2 separate regions of the Homo sapiens genome follow, and region 1 is linked to region 2. Evidence: read pairs that join two places in POLR2A ChIA-PET (ENCODE). Cell type or tissue: PC-9. All regions are shown on one strand.

Region 1 (2,500 bases), 370 kb after region 2:
AATATTGTTCTAAATGAGAGCCTGTTTTTGTTGAAGAGGCTGTCTGTTGTTCTGTTGTTGGTGCGTGTTGGTTTTTTAAAAAAACTATCATAAACTGATATAATTAAAAGATGATAAATTTTAATAATGATTGGTCACATAAACAATGCAAAAACAACATATGCTGGGCATTTGATTACTCATCTCATTTAACTCTCAGCTTTCCTTGATTGTAAACAGTGGTGGCATGCTGGTATGTGATCATGGGCGAACACGCACTTGGCAGATGTGGGTCTGTATGTGTAAATCCACTCTTTTCCTTCTCGCTTTTTTTCCACTGATATTTGCAGGTAATAAACTTGATAGTGTGAGACTGAACAACATGTTGGCACACATTCGTGTTTTGTTTAGTCTCATCAAATTGCCCGTTCAAACTACTTCTTGCAAAAAATTTTGGAGAGTGAGAAAACTGCTGAGTTACCTTTGATGATTAGAAAGGCATTCTTTCAATTTAGCTATCAAAACTGTTGCAGTTATTAAAGTGGTAAAAAAAAATTTCAGTGCTAATATACTCCTGTGTTTCGCTATAGTGTTTCATGTTCCTCCTGAATTAAGGGAAGCTTTTATCTTAATTGAGATGCCCAGTTTACAAAAAAGTGCAGAATTGCCTCTGATGAGAAGAGACCCACAGAATCCATCAGACCCTCAAATTTTTCATCTAGATAAAGGTTAAGTAAACAAGTATTAGAAACATGATGCATGTAAGTTATTGTTTTATAAACCTGATCATTTAAATAAAATTAATGTATAATGATGTGGCACTTAAATTCCACTATGAAATAAAACCACCTGCTTCTGTTTCAATATTAGGCATCCATAGAAAGCCTGCAGTGCAAATTTACAAGCTTGAAGTGAAGGATCAAAAATAGCTTCTTTAATCATTGACTAAAAAAAATTATCAATGAATTAAGCTAATTAAAATAATATACCCATTTTCTGGCATATTTTTTTGGATCTTATTTTTTAGCCATAAGGGAGAAGGGTTTTCTGAAATCCTTAATTGGTTTTTAAATTGCCAGATTGAATTATTTGCCTCCAAAGGATTCCTGTTTCCTCAAGCCAAATAAATATTTTCAAATGGAGTAAAAAATAATAATAATCTAAATATAATTTATATGTTCTCCCTTCCCTTCCTTCACTTTCAGTAATCCAATGATGAATAAGGAATGCTCATAGATCTATCCCAATTGTCAAATGAGAATTCTCCACCATATCTCATCGATTTTGACATAAAAAGAATTACAGACATCAAAGTTAGAAGCAAAATCCTATTTCATCAAACTTTCCCATTAAAGCAAAGGCCTATGGTTAGCTGCTTGATTTTCAGCAGCATCCCAAAGTGTTCAAGTAGTAGTGTGACAGTTCATGACTATCTTGTTTTCGGTAACGTGAGAGAGAGAGAGAGAGAGAGAGAGAGAGAGAGACAGAGTGTGTGTGTGTGTGTGTGTGTCCTTGCCTTATTAAATTTCAATTCAGAATACTGATCTAAAAATACAGAAAAGCAATCTTTCTGGTGAAGCAAAAAATTATTAGAGGAAAAACTGTCACTTAAGAAATAATGAATCAAGTCTGTCTTACAGGACTCATCATTTAAGATGAGGTCAATGAATTTATGGCACAAATGGCTATATCATGTGAGGCAATAAAACACGGTACTATCATTCATTCTACATCTAACTAATGACACACTTCTAGTAATTAAAGATTTCATCATAAGAGCCTGAACTGATTACTTAAGATGTGGTAGTTAGATGAAAATATATACCATATCCCTCTCTCTTTAATAAAACAACATTTGCATATCCAGGAAAACACAATGTGTGTCTCATAAACTCTGGTTTTCTGAATTGTGGTGTGGTGGGTTATTCTTTCCTTCTTTCACTGACAGCTTTACATTTTATTTCACTTTTTAACTTTCTGAGGAATTATTTTTTCCTCATTATGCCAAGAAGTACCAAAATTCCTTCAGATATTTTAGAAGATAAAGATTAAGAAGTGCAGGGATTTACGCACTGAGCTCTGGAATGATTTCCCCCTAATTTCACCCCAGCTTTGTTTCTGTTGGAATCTGGCCTCTTTGGTTCCACTTCTCTCACTAACAGGTCCTAGATTGGACAGAGGCTGAAGCTGTTTAACGATGCCAATCTGGGGACCCAACAACCAGCAAATGCAATGCCATTGAGCGAGACAGCTGAAATGCTTCCTATCACAAATACATAATGTATCACCAGGAAGACAAAAAGATCACAAAGGAGATAAACAAATGCGTATTCCATTCAACCCTATAACAGCAGTCCTCAAAAAGATTAAATTTACCTTCCTGGGATGGGTCCAACTCTAAACAACAGAATGAACATTTCCTTTAGTCCATTTAGAGTATTTATATTTGGGTGGCTGACTGCCAGAGTAGTACTTATAAGCTCAGTGGCCTGATGGATTCACTCCTTTCCTGTGAAATAAA
Region 2 (2,500 bases):
CAGAGGAATTGCTTGAATCCGGGAGGCGGAGGTTGCAGTGGGCTGAGATCGTGCCACTGCACTCCAGCCTGGGTGACAGAGCGAGACTCCATCTCAAAATAAATAAATAAAATAAAATAAATATGTTTTCAAAGAAGGCATATGACCATAGTGGGAAGGAGAGGGATGAGAAACCAGGGAAACAGTCGAAGAGAAAAAGAGGGGGAGAGGGGAAGGACAGGAGGTAAGGAGAGTCAGAAACAAAAGACATACAGGGTTTAAGTGTCCCGCTTCCGTTTCCTTTTCACTAGCACAAAAGCCTGTGGATTTCAAATTCATCTGAGCTGTTCTTGGGAGATGGTTGTGGCCCGAGGCAAGGGCTGACTCGCAGAGGACAGCTTGGCAGTGACAGAGGCAGAAGTCAGACAGAAAGGCTCTGACTGACATGTGAGCAGCGGGGTGATGTCAACAACAGCTGACCCGTCATGAGACCTTAGGAAGAAAACCAATGGGAATCTTGTTTTGGAGCGTCTAGTGCCCAGCTAGCTCCCTACTAGGTGCTTGCAAACAGATTGACTAGCATAATAGAGTGATTTTGTAATCTGTCATAATACCATAAGCCACAGATCCACAGACTTTGACCCCTCACAGGTATAATAAGCGCCTTTATTCAGCTGCACATGATCTCCCTATGGGGAAGGAGGGAGGGGGCCCTTCTTCTAATTACACAACCTAAGCATATGTTTTGCTGGAGAACAAAGCATTATATTCATTAGCAACAATCTTGTAAGCCAGGTTCCTTTTACTAGCCAGTTAACTAATTGACAGTTAAGAATGTGTATTAATAATAGACTGCAGCCAGGCATGGCTTAATCTGACAGTTTTATTAAAAATGTAGGCAAGTTCCTCAAGCCGGTATGACTGTCAGCTTTTATGTAGGAATCCTGCTTACCAAGGATCTCAACTTGCTATAAAACAATATCACCCTGGCAGAAAATTGTTCTCCCAGGTCAAAGTCCGGGAGTCAGCAGAGTTATTCACTTGGAGGATTTTTGTTGTTCTTCCCTTTGTGACGCATCTGAACAAGGAAGTGATTTTGCTGTGTTTTCTTAAAATCTTATTGACATGGTTCACTTGTTCTGGACCAAATTATTCTGGTGGTGAATGATCCTAATTCTTCCTTGCTGCTTTTCTGTGTACCTTGTCCTCTTTTTAAAATTTTATTTTGTTTTATGGGGTATGGAAATAATTATTTCTCAAATCACTAGCAACTCCATTGAAAGTTCTGCGAGAGATGGTAGAGAGGTTGAAATTCAAAATCTGTCCTGCCACACACTGTTCTTTCCAGTCTTTGCCTTTGAAATTCTTCCAGTACCTAACTTAGATACGCCCTAGCCTATGGCGTCTTGTTGAATTTCCCCCATGTTGGAAATTGAGCGTTTTCTGCCCCCCATTCTCCCAGCACATGCACCAAACTTCTCTCCAGCTCCCTACTCACCTGACCTAACACCCCGCTTGGGACATGGTCTGTCCTTTTATCCCTTTTTCCCATGATCCCTTGCCCTTAGCAAATATGCAGCAAATATGTGCTGGGTTAAAGTGAATGTACTCTTTATTACTAACTCTAATCTCAGTAGTCAGTCTGTAAAACACCTTTGATCTCTGTTGGTTTGTAAATGTCTCTGGAATCTAGCCTTTCTCTGTGGCAGGGCCTTTATCACCTCTTGTCCCCTGCTTCAGCTCAGCCTCCTTGAGAGGGATCTTTCTGAGACATAAATATGGTGACGAGGCCGGGTGCAGTGGCTCATGCCTGTTATCCCAGCACTTTGGGAGGCCGAGGCGGGTGGATCACCTGAAGTCAGGAGTTCAAATCCAGCCTGGCCAACATGGTGAAACCCTGTCTCTACTAAAAATACAAAAATTAGCCAGGCTTGGTAGTGTGCACCTGTAGTCCCAGCTGCTGAGGCACAAGAATCGCTTGAACCCAGGAGGTGGAGATTGCAGTGAGATAAGATCACACCACTGCACTCCAGCCTGGGAGACCCAGCAAGACCCTGTCTCAAAAAAAAAAAAAAATCACCCAGGCTACTGGGTTGGGTTGAGTTGACTGCTGGGGAGGGGCAGGTAACGACAGAAGTGAGGTGAGCTGTTCAGAGGCTATTGTAGCAACTCAGTGGAGAGGGGACCATCACCTGGATTAAGGCGGGTCTTGCAGGATATTGTTTGAAGGTAGAGCAAACAGAACTTGCTATCGGAATGGATGTAAGGGGAAGGATTAATCGAGAGTGATGAGAGTGACTGCAAGTTTTAAAATATTATTTATTGATTTTGAGCAACAAGAAGGACAGCTTAATATGAGTCCTATGGGCTTTTCATCCTAGGACTCAATTTGGCTCACCTTTCCAGTGTGGTCACCTGCCCCTCCCTTTCTACACCCATGCTCCATTCATACCTAGCTCCTCCATGGTCCACACTCAGATTCTTTTATTTATTTAATTATTTTTTAATTTTTTTGAGATGG

The links. Peaks named below come from ENCODE experiments on the same cell type or tissue, not always from the same donor. Only the 100,000 strongest peaks of a DNase experiment are listed, where the experiment ranks them.
Region 1: POLR2A ChIA-PET joins it to region 2 with 5 read pairs; 2 of 35 experiments call an interaction of 5 or more read pairs at or near these places.

The regions. Positions count from the first base shown.
Region 1 is chr6:107,629,714-107,632,213 of GRCh38, reverse strand. The region is part of intron 5 of SOBP (sine oculis binding protein homolog); the gene reads right to left. Among named protein-coding and RNA genes, the nearest start is that of SOBP, 140 kb to the right of the region's middle. In PC-9, no CTCF peak of the experiment used is centred here; no DNase peak of the experiment used is centred here.
Region 2 is chr6:108,000,996-108,003,495 of GRCh38, reverse strand. No RefSeq gene overlaps it. Among named protein-coding and RNA genes, the nearest start is that of SEC63, 44 kb to the right of the region's middle. RefSeq lists an enhancer at 79-588. In PC-9, no CTCF peak of the experiment used is centred here; a DNase peak (open chromatin) is centred at 945.